Linked DNA regions of Homo sapiens: region 2 is linked to region 1. Evidence: chromatin loops called from intact Hi-C (ENCODE). Cell type or tissue: mammary epithelial cell. All regions are shown on one strand.

Region 1 (8,000 bases):
CTGTGGCTTCAAGGTGCTGCACACCTTCTGGCCATGTGGCCTCTCTGATCGCCCTGCACCCAGTCTGCTACTCCCCGGCCTTGCACAGTATTCAAGCGCACCAGGCCCATGCCTGCCTGGGGGCCTCTGCCTGGGATGTGCCTACCGCCTGGAAGGCCCCTGTCTCAGACGCCTACTTGGCTCACTCCTCCTCTTGCAAATGTTTGCCCAAGAGTCACCTTTCCAGTGAGTCTGTCATTGACCATCGCCTCGCCATCACTCCAACCCCTGCCATCTCTCCCACCCCACTTCCTGCTTGGGTTTGTTCCCTAGAGCTTAGTGCAGGCCATTTATTTGCCTATTTGTTTTGTTAATTGACTGTATTAATTGACTCCTGGAGGGCAGAGACTTTTCCTTTGCCCAGGGCATATGACAGTGTAGGCCCAATCAGATCATGGCCTCCACCTGCCTCCAGAACAGGCATTAAAATGCCCCAACCTCCTAAAGGCCAGAACCTACACAAAGTAGGTACAAAATTCATACTTGACTCAGAACCGAGAGGCCATCAGATGGAAGCTCAGCTCTGACCCTGATAACCCCCTCCGCACCCACTTGGGTGCCTGGAACTTGTTCTGGGGCGCCCTTCACCCCCTAGTCACCCGTCAGCGGAGCCAGACCTCTGGAGTCTGCACAGACAACTCTGCCTTAAAAACAGCAGGCATTCCTGGGCGCCCCCCTCCCACCACCCCGGCCCCGGGGCTCTAGTGCACACAGGCACGTGTACAAACAGGCCGGCAGGAGCAGATTCCAGGAGCTGAGGGAGCAGCCTGCGAGCCCAGAGAGGCTGCCCACCAAGGGGCACCAGCAGCCCCCGCCCTGCGACAGCCCCACATCTGCTACCTGTGCTCCTCGGCACACACGCCACACACACACGCCACATACACACATGCATGCACACATGCCATGCACACACACACACTGTGTTTGGAAATTCCAGAATCTTATAATTTTGAAAACTCATTTATTTCAGCTTAGCCCACATTCTGTTCTTAAAGCCTGGGTCATGGAAAACTGTGCCTTTCCAGAGCCTCAGAATCTCCAAGACTCAAAGCAGAAGGACCCGACGAGATTGTCCTGTGGCAGAGTCAGCTGGTAGACCCCAGGACAATCCTCCCCTTCTTTCCCTGAATTTCAGCTGGGCTCCCAGAATAAAGCCCTCACTTTCAGCCTCTCTGGCATCTAAGGGTGGCTGTGTGATGAAGCTCTGATCAGTAGGATATAAGCAAAAGTGTCCCACATCAGCTTCCAGGAGCCTTTCCTAAAAGACATCTGATACCCACAGTCTGTCCTTTTTTCTTCTTCCCTCCTACTTAGAACTTAGATGTGATGGCTGGAACTCTGGCAGCCATCTTGGACCACAAGGACCAGATTTCCTCCTTGGTTAGGTGGAGCCAGGAGCTAGAAGGAAGCTGTTCCCCATGCCAGATCTGTACCACCTACCTTGAGGCTTAAATATGAATGAGATAGAAATTTCTCCTTTCTTGAAGCCATTGTTCTTTGGGTTTTTCATTTACAGTCCAACCCTCCTATTGCATAGATGGGGCAAGTGAGGCCTGAGTCAGGCATTGACCCATGCGATGAGTCAGGGCAGAGCCAGGGCAGAACTAACAGCACCTGCCTTGACCTCTTGTGAGCCCCTAGGATACCTTGGTTCTGACTCACCCTTAAGTCTCAGGACTAGAGGTCTTCAGGGGTCCAACAGCCCAACACCTGCCCCTTTCACAGCATTACTGGCAGATGGTCAGCCAGGTGCTGCTTGGACATCTCAGGTGACTGGGAGAATGGTTCCTCCCTCCCAGTCCAGCCCAGTCCTGCTGAGTTCCAACTGGGAAACCCGGGCCACACACAGAGGTGGAATTGGCCTCCAGTCCTTGGCCCCAGCTTACCCTCTGGGCTCACGCAGGGGCAGAGACCAGGACTCCCTGAGGCTGCTTCTCTCCAATCTCATGGGCATTTGCTGCCCTGCCACTCTCTGAATTCTGCTTTTGGGAAGAAGTTCAAGCAGGAGAGAGCAGGGAAGAAAATACAGACTCATTGGGGCCTTCTCAGACTCTGGGCTTTGATCTCAGTGGATAACAGAGCAGCGGAAGCTCACCCAGGCCTCCCATGTCACAGGAAGGGACCCAGCGCGTGTTGAGCCCTGGCTGTAGACCATGTAGAGCACTGAGTGCTTTTCATACACTGTCTGCTTCAATTTCCATACAATGCTCTAAGGAAGGCCCAAATATTCACCCCATTTTACAGATAAGGAAACTGAGGTGCAGAGAAAGTTGCCTAGGATGGCCTTGCTAAAACATTCATCTTCCACCCAGGTGTGTCCCACTCCAAGATGTGCACTCTTTCTGGGCCCAACCATGCCCCTCAAACCTCGAGCAGGTCTCAGTGCTGGGTCTGCCACTGGCCCACTGCTCCTCAGCATCCCACGCCCACCCCACGTCCCAGTCAGGACAAGACTCCAACTTGCAGCAGAAATTATGAATAAGGCAAAAGAAAGTTGTCCTGGCCCCTGTGCATGCCTTAAGTATTTAAATTCTTTTTCATAATTATCTCAAATAGTAATTATTGCAGGAGCAATGCGCTTATCGCAGACATGAAACCACCTGCCTTCCCATTTTTGTCAAAAGTGGAAACACTGACATTATTTTTGCGATTCGTTTCAATAGCTGTTTTCACTGTAAATACCACCTTAACCACAAGAAAAATACCCCGGGAGACGCTGGAGGTATTGGAGGTTTCAGAGGAATTATTCCAAGAGGGCTGTGGGTGTCTCCCAAGCACACAGAGAGAAAGGAACATGGAAAACTGTTTCCTCTCCAAGCCAAGGGGGAAAGTGCACCCCGGGGAAAAGTCCCGTGGAAGGGGGCTCACAGGTGCCCCCCCAAGTCCCCTTCCTCCTCTCTGCATCCAACTGCCATCCACACTGCCACCTCCACCCACCCACCCTGGGCTGCCCACCTACTGGAAACACCTCATTCCCTCTGAAAAACATCAAAATCAGGAGGCTCCCTCCCAGGCACCATCGGGAACTAGGGGCCGCAGCTCCAATAGGAAGTTCGAAGAATTCAAAGACTAGAAGGGACCAGATTTCCAAGAATGCAGCTTTCCAAGATTACACAGTCTGGCATGGGTGTGGGCGGGGGGAGGTTGGAGAAGAAAAAGGAACATCCGGAGCTGCAGCCTGAGAAACCACCTGCCCTAGAAGGGAGGGCCCCAAGACATGGTTGGATGAGCCGTGAAGGGAAGCAGGCATCTTGGATTCTAGTCCTATGCCTGCCACAGGGTGGCCTTGGCCAGGCTGCCAACCCTCTCCCGACCTCAGCGTCCCCATCTGTCAAATGGACAAAAGTCTTGAGGGGACCCCTGGGCCTCTCATTCCTGGTGAGTATATGGTGGGCAAACACCTCTTCTTCCCAAGCTTCAATGTTCTCCTCCGAATAGCAGGTCTCTCCCGACTCTAAGCCCCCAGGTCATCAATGCAATTGTCATGATTACTAGTTATTGTCACTGGGCATTGACTAAGTGCCAGGATCTGTGCATGCATTATGCATGTGTACCTGGCATACAGAAGATCCCCACACCATAGTCCTACCATCACTTTACGAGGGTGGAAACTGAGACTCAGGGAGTTGCCCAAAGTCACACAGGTAGTTGTGTGAGGCACACATGGTTGCAAGAAGACAACGTTCCCGAGCACTTGCGATGTACCCCCCTAGAGATGAAACTCTGCTTGCTGCCACTTCACAGATGCAGGCATGGAGGCTTGAAGAGATGAGCCTTCCAGAGCAGTGGAGTGGAGCTGTAATTTCAGCAGGCACTGTTCATGCTGCTTAGGAGGGAGGAACTTTCGAAGAGAGATGTGATGCTGGGTACAAAGAAGCAGCAAGGGAGGGGTCCTGTCTCCAGCCCCGGCTACCTGGGAGTCCCCAGGGTGCTCAGATTCAGTCCTCACCCTCCGCCCTCGTCCCAGCCGTGTTCTCTGCTGCCTCCGTGTGGTCGCTGGGGTTGACGCAGCCTTCCGGAGCCACGCAGCTCTGGGGCTGTGGAGCTTTGGGGCTGTGGAGCTCTGGGGCTGTGGAGCTTTGGGGCCGTGGAGCTTTGGGGCTGTGGAACGGGCTTGAGTAAGGAAGGGGTGACTGCACCGGGCAGAAGGCAAGAGGGCACTGGGGTGCAGGGCACAGTACTGCCCGGGAGTCTCGCTCACTACACTCCAGCCACGCCTCTTGTCAGCACATTCCCACTTCCCAGCCTTTGCTCCTGCAGGTCCCTCTGCCTGGCGCACTCTTCGCTTCGCTTTTCACATCATCCCATTTCCCGCCCAATGGCAGCCCCGCTGTCTAACCAAGGCCCCTCGCTGGTGCCCTCTGACCCCAGTCCTGCTTTGTTGTTCATCTTCCTACTTGTCTCCATCTAATGTCATACTATCGATTTGTTTATTTGTTGACTATCAAATTCTCCAGTAAAATAATATCAGCTCCAGTGTCTGGCACACAGTAGGTGACCGATAAAGACTTTTGGAAAAATAACTGCATGAACATTTCCACTAAATAGCTGTCCCAACTTGTTCACCCCCATACGGCAGCTATGAGTAAAACTGGGAGACTTCTTCATAAGCTTGGGACCTGTCTTCCCAAGGTCCCGGTCCTGCCCACAGATCTACCAGCTCCTCCTAACCCTTCTGCCCCAGGACAACCCTGCAGAGAATTAGGGACAGCAGTGGGGACCCCCTCCAAGCTGAGCCACCCCATCTCCTGACAGAATGCTGTCTCCAGGGCTTGCTGTTCATCTCAGGGTCCACTGATGTGTCTGGAGCTGAGCATAGGAGCCAGAGAGCTCAGAGAATAAAGCAAAACTGGATGTCCCCTCCCTCGTTGCAAGTATAGACCTTTGGTAATGTGGCCTGACAGACACAGTCATCCACTCAACAAATATATCTTCATGCTGCTCCATGCTGATACAGAGGGGTCTATAGAAATGAATCAGGCATGGACATTGCTCATGCAAGAGACATACGGGCTTGGCCCACTTCGTCCTACACACCTCTGTCTGGCCATGTGGCTTTGGGCAAGTCCCTTATCCTCCTCTGCTTCAGTTCCATGTAGGTACAGTGCGAGGCTACTGAAGATGGTCACAAAGCCCCCATCTCACTGATGTTGAACCTGTCCCTGCTCTGAATCTGTGCCTTCATAAGCACCCACACCTGGTGTGCCCACCTGCCCCCTCTCCAACTACTGTTCACCTCCCACTTGCTGCTCAGGGCATGGAAGCCACAGCAGGGAAGAGGGATGGATGGCTCAGGGGACAACCAGGGGCACCGAGGGCTGCCCTCCACCTGCCCAGCACCTTTCGAGGATGGCCCGACAGCTGTTGTCATCACTCTCTCCTGGGAAGAAGGAGACAGCCGGCCCAGTCTCCCCATGAAAGCCTCCCTTGCTGTGTGATAAAGTAGGGGAGACTCCTCCCCATGTTTGCTAAGCACCTATGTGTGCTACACCCCATCCCTGACGTGCCCCGCATGAGAGGCAGCAGTGCCCATTTTACAGATGGGGAGCCTGGGGCTCAAAGTGTTTTGCAACTGGCCCCTGCCACCTAGCTGGTTTGCATCTCCAAGGCCTCAGTCTTGGCCTGGCACAGACTTCACCACTGTGGCTCAATGTACTGGGGCCTCTCATTTTCCTTTTCTTCCCAGGAAGAGAAAATTTTGGACCAAATATTCCCTGCAAGGTAGATCCTGCTATCTTTCTCAAGACCCTGAATCTCTGTGCTCCAATGTAAGTCTCTGGGCTCCTGACCCTGTGAGTCCAATCCACTGTAGCGAGTGATGGTAATCATCACCTCGGGTGCTGTGCTAGAGCTTAACTGCACTGGGTGTCCAGTCCTTGCCACAACCCGATGGGGCTGGTACCATCAGCAGCCCCATCTCACAGATGGGAAACCTAGGCCCAGAGAAGTTAGGGGACTTGCCTGGAAAATGGCAGAGCTGGGATTTGAACCCAAGCCATCCGGGTGCCTCATGGCTACACTGTACTGAAACTCTGAGGGCAGGGGTCCTGAATTCTGCCGCTGAGATTCCAAAGCAGCGATATTATAGACACCTAAGAGAGTGTCATCTCCTTAATGGGATGTTCCCGGGACTTCCTCCTCCTGCTCTCTGGGAAAGCCTTCAGGCCCAGAAAAGGATGGCACCTGTCTGTGCCTTCCAGAGAGGTGGCCCAAGGCGCCCTGCAGTCTCTGGTTATCTCTGGGCAGCCACTCCCCTCGAAAGTGCGAGGGGGAGGTGGCTCCCTGGAGGAGGGGTCCCCTAGGGTTAGCTTGGCAGGTCCCTCCAACCCAGGTCCCACTCACACAGGCACTAATGGCACTAATGGGGGAAGCCAGGGCGGAGCGTCGAGGGGACCATCACGCGCCCCAGGGGCAGTGGGCAGACGCAGCAGGGCAGGCGGCCGGCGCGGATGGGTCTTGGGCGCGCCTGGGAGACCCTCAGGCCTCGCGCGTCCCCGGCGCCGCAGCGGCCCCTGGCGGCGGGCGACCTCCGGCTGAGGCCCTGGCCTTGGGCGCGGGCGGGCCCTTCCTGCTTAGCTGGACGCGCCGGGCGGCCGGGGCGCCGGGAAGAGGAAAAGGCGCTCAAGGCCCGGCCGGGAGCGGCTCGGGGACGGCCGCGGGCGGGCAAGGGCGGAAGGCGGCGGCCGGGCGGCTGCCAGCGGGAGGAACCGGCCCCTTGGCCGGCCGAGCCTCGCCAACTGCTGGAGGGAACCGTCCCCACAGGGGCCTGGCGTCCCGGCCCCAGCCCCGGCCAGGGGCTGCGGGTTGAGCCCGTCGGAGAGCCTGGCGGGCTGGAGAGCGACCACCCGGGATCAGGGACACTCCTGCTGCAGCGCCGTCCTGGGGCTACCTGGGCAAGGAGTTGGCATCCCATCGCCCAGCTGTGCTCACGAGCAGGTCCCCCTTCCTGTATCGCCCGGCCCTAAGGGGGAACCTGAGGCAGACGGGATGTCTCCAGTTGTCGCCACGCCTAGGGCTGCCATGTGTCACTCCCCGCCAAGCCCACATCCTGCCCCAGTGGGCATGGGAGCAGGGAGGTGGGCCAGGCACTGGTTTGATCAAAGCGGAGCTGTGTGCAGAGGGAGTGCCAGGGCTAGGGGCACAGAGGACGATGGGGGAACTGTCTAAAGCCACTTGAGGTGAGAACACACTCCTGCTTCCCGGTGCCCTGGGTCCTGATGCCCCTGACCTTCCACTCCTAACCTGGTACACTGCCCTTTCATCATCTGCTTTACAATCTAGTGAAGCAAATTGCAAGCTGGGGGCTGGGAGCAGGACGGCCAGAGCAGGGCCAAGTAGAGGCTACTGGCCCCTCAAGAAGCACAGACTCCTCCACAGAAGGGGGCCCCCCAGAAAGCAGGCCCTGGGTCTAACAAAGGGAGGCGGATGCTGCCTCTGCTGGAGCCTCCTGCCTCTGTTTCCATGGCAACCCCACTTCCAGGACAAAGCAAAGGCTCAGCATTCCCAGGACACGTGAGCGGGCAGGGAGAGAGCCTGGGCCTTACGGAACAGAAGGGGAAACTGAGGCCCAGAAGGGCAGCAACTTGCTCTCAGTCCCCAGGACATGGCCCGGTTTCCCCCATCACAACACCCATCATGCCAGGGTCTGTCTCCCAGGGGCCCCCAGATTATACTCCTGCAACTAAATATATTAAGCAATAGCCACAAGTGAACGTGCCTTGAAGACACTCATACAAGAGTGAGGAGGCGGATGCCAGGCGTTGGGAAGGGTATTGTAGATATGGCAGTCAGCACAGGCCACTCTGACGAGGTGACATCTGAGGAGAGACCTGAGTGACGGGAGGGAGGGAGCTTTATGAACACTGAAGCCAGCATGTGCCAGGCAGAGGGACCGGCAAGTGCAAAGGCCCCGAGGTGGGAATGGGCTCACTGAGCTGTGGACACGGCAGAGAAAGGGGAGG
Region 2 (8,000 bases), 820 kb before region 1:
ATTTGAGGCTGTGATTGAGCCACTGCACTCCAGCCTGGGCAAAGGAGCAAGACCCTGTCTCTATTTTTTTTGTTTTTAAATCCAGTTTTCCATCTTTTCTTGAAAAGCTGCAAGATCTGGCAACTCCAGGCCCAGGTCCCCTCCTTGTAGCACCTTCTCCAGTTTGCTCCCAGCCCTACCCCCATGACTTCCCTCACCTGAGCCACCTGCCAGCTCTCCCTCCATCACTTTGCCTCTCCACATCCATACAATGGGCTGTGCCTGGGAGGGCGGAGGAGAGTCAAACCCCCAGGCAGCCACTTGGGGCTCTGCCTACACAGGAGGCTCAGGCAGAGCTGGAACCATCCTGGGACAGAGATCTGGGTTTGCCAGAACCTGGCTCAGAGAGAAGCTCATGGCTGGGAGGACACCTTGATGACTTGTGCAGGTGGGAGCCCCTGAGGGGCACATAAAGAAAGACAGACAGATGGTGGCTCAACTGCCTTCACAGGGGCCTTTGGTGAAGTCAGACTGGCACAGGAGGACGGGGTACCAGTGTGGGGTGAAGCCTGCCCTCACCCACTCCCCCACCTCTTTCCCCCATGCCAACCCCACTCCACCCAAACTTCTAAATGTGGGCTGGACCAATATTTTAAAATGAGGCTTTGAAGGACACCAAGTTAGTGACCTGTTGGGTGTCCCCCTGAACCAATGGTATGTAATTGCTTTGGGCACTCACCAATCAGAGCAGAGACCCCTAGACCAATCAGAACCTTTAGAGACCCCTTGCTGTGCCCTAATGAACCCTTTGGCTTCTGGACAGTAAGGACATTCTGGAAACTCTGGTTGGGTTGGCCTGGAGTATTGTGGGGTCACCTGGAGGGCTCGGGACAGTCACTGTTCCCTGCCTGTCCCCAGGCCCAGTATTTCAGTCTGTTAACAGCTCATAGGGCCATTTAGCGTTCTGGCTAAAGACTGGTTGGGGTGCTGCCCTCTGTCCTCTGAAAAAATAGAATGGGTCAAAAGCTCCAGGATAACCCCAGGGGCCCCCCCAGTTTCAAGGATTTCCTCCTGCCCTGCCAGCTTCCTCAGTCTCCCCTCCCTCCCCTGCCACCAGCACCACCTCCAGGCCATTCCCCTGCCCAGGAGGAAACAGGACCCAGCCCAGCAGGGAGCCAGGGCCCCAGGACATCCTGGCTCCAGATTTTTAAAAGAGAATAACAATAAAAACAGCCCAGAACAAAACAGTGCACTCTTGGAGCCAGCCCAAGCTCAAAAGGTTAAGGGAGATTCTGAGAAAAGAATTTCTTGGAAAGAGTAGGGCCTTTGCCAGGGCCTGGGATCTCCAGGGCTGTTGGAGGAATTTCTGAGAGGAGGCTGAAGGTAGGTGGGGCCAGGGGAGGCCCCAGCAGGCACAGAGGCAGAGGTCTGGCTGCCGCCACAGATCCGGAGAAGACCCCAGCATGGGCTGGGATGATCCTAAATTTGGCTCCTCAATAAAAGAAGGCATCTGGGTGGGGCTCAGGCTTCCTCCCTAGGCTCCTGGCTTTGTCCCACCGCTTCAGGAACATGGCCCCACTGGTCCCAGGATAAAGCCCCAGCTCTTAGCTTGGCATCCAAAGCTACAGTCACCTCTCCAGCCTCACTGCCCACCCCAACTCTGCCAACACCAGGAACACCTTCCCTCTCACATTCTCCATCTGGCAAGTTCCTCCTCACCCCACAGCCCGGCTTCCAATGTCTCCATAAAGCCTTCTCCCATGTGAACTCTACTTGCTTCCCGTCTTCCCACAATGCACTCTGCTGCCCATAAGCTGAACCACTGGATGGGTGAGGGAACTATGGCTCAGAGAGGGCAGGTGACTTGCCTGAGATCACGCAGCAAACTGACAACAATCACCTTTGGCCTCGCGCCTCCCACCTCCCCTGGCCCTGGGCCCAAGCACTTACCACAAGGAACGGCCCCTCAGTCTGGCAGAGGCGGATGACGATGACCAAGGGAACGCAGAGCATGGAGGAAAGGGCCAGGCTCCAGCCCAGCCCAATGGCCCAGTTGGGGTACACGTATGTTTTGTTGTAGGTCAGGGGTACGTACTTGACGAGCGAGAAGATGAAACATCCCTGCGGAGAGATGGGGGCAGTCAGGAGAGGGGTCCTGGGCATCGGGGGGTGGGGGGCTTCTGGGACTAGGACTGGCCTCAACCTGAGGGAAGGGTCTCTCTCCTTGGGAAAGGACTGGCTCAGAACTCACACCCCTCTCTGCTGCCATAAGGATCCCCCCCGCCCCGGTAAAAACACAGTAAGTCGTTTCCCTGCTCAAAACCCTTCTGTGGCTCCCAGTGCCAGCAGATGCAGCCCAAACTCCTCGGTGCAGCCGGGAGTGTCAGCAGAAGCTGTACCCCTTCCTCCCTCATCTGCCTCAACTCTCCCTCCGTGTCCACACTCCAGCCACCCTGAAGAATTCCTTCTAGCTCCTCTGTCACTGAACTCTGGGTCTTGGCATGGGCTGTTTCCTCTGCCTGGCCCTCTTTCCCCCACATCTTCTCATCCTAACTTGGCTCCACTGGGTCTGCCTTACTTGCCCAGGCACCACCCATACCTCTCCTTCCAGAAAGCGAGTGGTTGTAACCATCTCTTGGGCACACGTGTTCTGCCAGACTGTGAGTCTGAGAGTAGGAATGTGTGTGTCTTGTCCTAGTTCTTTAACACCCAGTGCAGCTCCAGGTACATACAACAAGTGCACCATAAGTGCTAGCAGCGTAGATGAAAGCCTTTCTTCCCCCACTGCCACCCTCCATGTCTATCTCTGAGCCACCAGCAGCAGGGGCCTGGGCACCTGAGCCTTGCCCTGTTCGGTGTCCACAGCCCAGCCCTGGGTCCATGCTAATGGCTAGTGGCCATCAGCATGCATGAATGGTGGGGTGGGGTCAGCCCTGTGCCTCTAAAGGGAGCAAAGCCCACCTTTCCCTGTGAGAAGAGCACCTAAGGCTGGCTCGGGGCTCCCGGGGCTTCTGCTTCTAGTCAGAATGACAGCATCTCTGAGGAGGGCCCAGGGTGGCCTCTGATTGTTCCATAATGTGAAAATGGCCTAACTCTTCAACACCTAGTAACTGGGATTTGACAGGAAGATGCATCTTTCTAAAGCAGAGTCGGTGATGGGCAAGGGAGAGCACTAGCCTGCAGGCATCTTTTACTGGGCACCAACTGCACGTCTGGCCCTGCTGTTGTTCCCGTCCCTACGTGTAGGGCTGTGGCTCAGATGAGTGAGTCCCAAGAGATGCTGCCCTGGGCCCTCCCAAGCAGGAGGAGCTTGAGCCAGTGCCTGCCTGTTTCCCATTCCTCTCCATGAGGGTGACCTCATCTCACCACCTGGGAATGCAGCCTATCTCTGACGTATCCAGCTCCTCAGGGAGAGAGATAAGGAAACTGAGGGTCAGAGTGCTGAGAAGAGCTGCCCACAAGCAAACATTAAACCAGGATGAGAACACAGGTGGGCCAACTAAACTCATCTCCAAAGATAAACTCACCAATTGTTGTGGTTACTGGCTCTTACCATTACTTATTTTTGTGGGAGAAAGTCTGCACTTCAGAGGAAAAGGCTTCATATGCATATTAAATAACAGTAACAGTCTAAGGTCGTCAGCTGCCACCGGGGTCCTCCTTCACAGTCTCCTGGTTTTACAAGTGGGGAAACTGAGGCTCACAGAGGGAAGTGACTTGCTTGAGGTCATATCATGAGTTAACAGCAACATTGACTTAGTCTGGCCTGATAGCAGGTCACGGAGGGGAGGGCCTATTTGTCCTCAGCACCTGTCTCCTAAATCCAAGGAATATTGGGCCATTTGTGCTCCCCATAGTGGAGCCGTGAATGGCAGGATGGATGTGGTCTCCCTGGCAATAAGCTCCAATGATCACAAGTGATTGCAAACCCTGACGGCTTTGCCATGGAGGAATTCCACTCACTGGCACCCTGGAGTGCGACCATGAAGCAGACTGCATGGGCAGGTGCCAAGGCCAACTCCAACATGGTGGGCGAGAGCATCCTCGTGGGAAGAACAACGTGGCACACTGATACCCTTGGGCCTGGGTGAGTCCAAAGCTTCCCTATCCTTGGGAGAACCCAGGACTTCCCCTCTCTAAGCTACTACCCCCACCTCTCCATGGAAACACCCCATTTCCAATGTCTATGACCTCTCTACTAGATATCCCAAAGGCCCCTCTACTTCCCCAGTGACCCAAACAGAGCTCATGCGCTCTGGAAGGTTTGGGGAAAGAATGTGCTTTCAATTCTGGATCCCCTGGATTTCTCAACATGCTCCAGATACACCCTCTTCTTTTAGGATGCCTTGGCCCCGCACAGGCTGGCTCCTCTGCCAGAAATGCCCTTCTTGTTTTCTACTCCTGACAAATTCCTACTTATCCTTCAAAACTCAACTCAAGCTAACTCCCTGGAGCAGCCTTCCTCCCCTCTCCCAGGCAGCGCTGAAGCTGGGTTTATTATAAGCCCACGCTGAACAGATGCTGCATGAAAGATGGTTTAGCGGGTGAAAATGTCAAGCCCCAGGGAGAAGAGGCCACCAGCCAGAGCCACAGAAATGGAACTCACAACACAGAGAACTGGAGTGATCACAGCCCAGCTGTACTTCATCCAGGGCCCGGGCCGATAGCCAATCATGTCCTCAATACCATCATAAAGGTTATCACCTCCTGCAAGAGACAGAGGGGGACATTTTCTGACACAGCGTTCAAGGCCAGCAGCAGCTCAGGGGCCATGAGTGGGGTCTCTGGGACCTGATCCAGGCCTCTGCATCTCCACACCATGGATATACAAGTGTGGCAAAAACAGACATTTACATGAAATTCAAATATAACTCTGCATCTTGTATTTTTCTGGCAATCTGAGGCACACTCCAAACCCTAGGTGTGCAATCTTAGGCACAGCCCAAACTCAAACCCAAGGCCTCAAGGAGATAAAAAAGGAGTATTCCAGGTCCTGCACAACCAAGTTCTGAAACTGTGAAAACATCCAGTCACACCTCACACCTTTAGCACCAGGAGGATCTTCAGTGTGGCTACAGTGAGATTATTTGTGTAGTCTAGGTAGGGAGGGCCTACTGTTCAACTCAAATTGAATTTCTGTTAGTATTCTCTGCTTCTGAAGCTTCTAAGTAGAGAAGCCCAAAGGAGAGCCTTGAGAAAGGACATGAAAAAATCTGTACTCACCATATATCCAGGCAATAACAAAACATTCAAAGAATGCAACCCACAAAAGGCATACACCGCTAGCTGCATAGTAGTCAAAGAGCTGAAACACATACATGCCACCCTGTGAAGAAAAAAACCACAGAAGGTCGATTTCCTACCTGGTCTCCAATTTCTTTCATATACAAAGAGCTCTGGCATATCAATAAGATTAAAAAAACCCAAGAGAAAAATGGACAAAGACTCTGATGACCAGATAAATATACAAAAAGATGCTCAACTTCATGTTTGACAAATGTAATTAAAAACACACATACAGATAAATGAAAGCAAAATGATGGGTCCACGGGAGCCTGCTTCCCAAGGAGGTGCTTCACACCAAGTGCAGCTGACAGAGAAGACTCCAGGGTCACCCAGCTGCTCAGTGAGTGGCCCTAAAATCTGACTTCTGGGGTGGGGGTTCTTACAAATACCTCCAGAAAAACACTTTTACTTCTGGTAAGGAAAAATGGTGAAGTGAAGCCCTGAATTGGGTTTTCGGAGAACTGTTAAATGGGACCCGTTCCTGGGGAACAGGGGAGGTGGTGGGGGGGGGCATGCAGGAGAGAGCGTGCCCTGGCTTTGATGCTAGGCTTCCATTCTTAGTACAATCTTTATCTCATCTGGCTTGCCTCTTGCTAGACACGTCTTAGACGTTCCCGTTCCCTTCTGCTCTTTGCTTCCCTTGTCTGCATCTGAAATCGCCCCTCCTCCTGGCCCCTGCTCACCCTCTGAATAGTGTATGTGCCCCCTATCAACCCATACCCACCAGGACTCGGTCCTGTGGCAGGTGACCTGCAAGGTGGTGCACCTCTACGTGGTGCTGTGGTATTTCCTGGGAGGCCTGCGTTTACCCTTGAGAATGTCTCCACCCCACCCCCAGGCCTGAGAAGGGCACACAGTCAGGGGTGAACAGAGATGTTGTGAAATGGATTTCAGCTGAAGATCCTCTTCCCAGGACAGAGGGCAGCGGGTGGTCACAGTGTTGCCACAGCAACAGGCAAAATAATTGGGTAGTTTGGGTCAGCTGTGGGCTCCTGAGCCCCCTCGTGCTACCCCCAGTGTTGGTCCAAGCAGGACCCCTGAATTGGGTGGGGCTGGGAGATGAAGCCCCTACCTGGCCCTCTCACCCAGCTGCTGCCTCCACTATGGCCTTGAGGAGGGCACTGGAGCACCAAGCCTGAAACACAGCTGAGAGAGCCACCTACCTCCGTCACCATCGTCAGCCCCAGCAGGTAGCTGATGCTACACACGAAGGCGATGAAGATTTCCCGACGATAACCCTTCCTTAGGAAGGATGGGTAAAGATCAACCAAGGATGTGATCTGTCCTTCAACTTCAACAAACTGAGGAGGGGAAGAGAGAGAGCTGGTGAGCGGCTGACGCTCAGGCCACCCTTGCCTGCTGCTCGGAGGGAAGGGCCCAGGAACACACAATGCAGGAGCAGACGTGACCATCCTTGTGTCCAGAATTGGCCTGTGAGATCAAGTCCAAGTGTGGAAGCCTGGCCTCCCTGACTGTGCCTGGGGAGTCCCGCCTGCCACTCCTCGGAGCCAGACAACGCAACATTCGGTGGTCCACACCGAGCTGGCCAAATATTCCACACCTCTGCATCTTCTCTCAGGCTGTTCCTGCCACCAGAATGCCTTTCCCCATCCTCCAAAGCTGAGCTTGAGAACAACTGCGCCTCTGAAGCCAATGCTGACCCTCTGTCCTGGCACATTCAGGGGCATATATGTGTTGCCATGACAACCTCCCTCACTGATCTCCATCCTCGTGGAAGATAAGGGTGGTATCACATTCACTTTTGGGCCTCGAATGCCGAGCCCTGCCAGACACATTGGCTGCTCAGAAAATGTGATGAATGGGTGGACCTTAGCACCAACTTGCTTGGCAGGTCAGGGGAAGTCTGAGCCTCAGTTTCCCCATCAGTGGAATGGCAGGCAGTTCAGGTCAGATTCACACAGTGGCTTTCAATCCTTTGGGGATCACAAGCCCATGAGAGGACTTTGCATGTGCGCACACACGCTGTGTGTGCTGCCTGGGACTCCAGGAACCCCTTCCTGGGCTCCCAAAGGAAAAGAAGCTGGTTGGAAAAGGCCCCTCTGTAGGTAACATTTCAGGGGAATTCTCAGTCTTTCTAAACCTTTCCATCTCGTGCCTAACCATTTATCTTGGGGGTTGTTCCACATCATTACACAGAAAGCTGCCTCATTTTTTAATTGATAAAACTCCACCCTGTGGGTAGGCATCGCCATTGATCTAATGCCCAGCTGATGGTCTCCAGACTCAGCTCTTCCTCTCCTCCTGTGTGCAGGCATCTGTGCATGTAGCACAGTCTTAAAAGAGAAGCTTTGGGGTTAAAGAGCACACAGCAGCACTTTAAATTTGGATGGCTACACCCAAACTTCCCTGCCAACCAACACACCCTCCAAGGCCTATCTGATTCCTTCAAAAGTTGAAGAGCTTATTCAACCTGGACCCAGATGTCCTTTCATCTGAACGAGGCTTTTGGGAAGGACGTTTCCCCAGCATTCCTACCAGAGAAATCTAACCCCTTCCTCCTTTGGGACGCATTGCAGGAAAATCCAGGGAAGGAACACAAACGGGGAGAAATCCCTTTCATGTGCTGACAAGGGCTGGAGAGATGAGACTGCCACCAGGAATAAGGGAAAAGACGAGCAGGAGGCTCTCAAGAGGGATCCAAGAGAAGAGGCTGCTTTTTTGACCTCTGACTCATGTGTCTGCCGCAGGGGTTTTGAACCTAAATTGCCACCGAA

Evidence for each region. Hi-C counts contacts between places; a loop is a spot of excess contacts. Peaks named below come from ENCODE experiments on the same cell type or tissue, not always from the same donor. Only the 100,000 strongest peaks of a DNase experiment are listed, where the experiment ranks them.
Region 2: it touches region 1 in a loop (5-fold over the local background); 10 of 110 quality-filtered maps call a loop at or near these places.

The regions. Positions count from the first base shown.
Region 1 is chr3:13,654,044-13,662,043 of GRCh38, reverse strand. The region is part of intron 1 of LINC00620 (long intergenic non-protein coding RNA 620); the gene reads right to left. LOC100293612 (a long non-coding RNA gene) reads left to right here and starts at 7,866. Exons shown (of 2, transcript XR_110033.3): 1 at 7,866-7,953. RefSeq lists an enhancer at 7,010-7,510. In mammary epithelial cell, CTCF peaks have their summits at 4,022 and 6,554 (motif pointing left); no DNase peak of the experiment used is centred here.
Region 2 is chr3:14,475,771-14,483,770 of GRCh38, reverse strand. It overlaps SLC6A6 (solute carrier family 6 member 6), which reads right to left. Exons shown (of 15, transcript NM_003043.6): 11 at 6,429-6,566; 12 at 5,203-5,305; 13 at 4,586-4,686; 14 at 1,930-2,100. Among named protein-coding and RNA genes, the nearest start is that of GRIP2, 61 kb to the left of the region's middle. In mammary epithelial cell, no CTCF peak of the experiment used is centred here; a DNase peak (open chromatin) is centred at 3,300.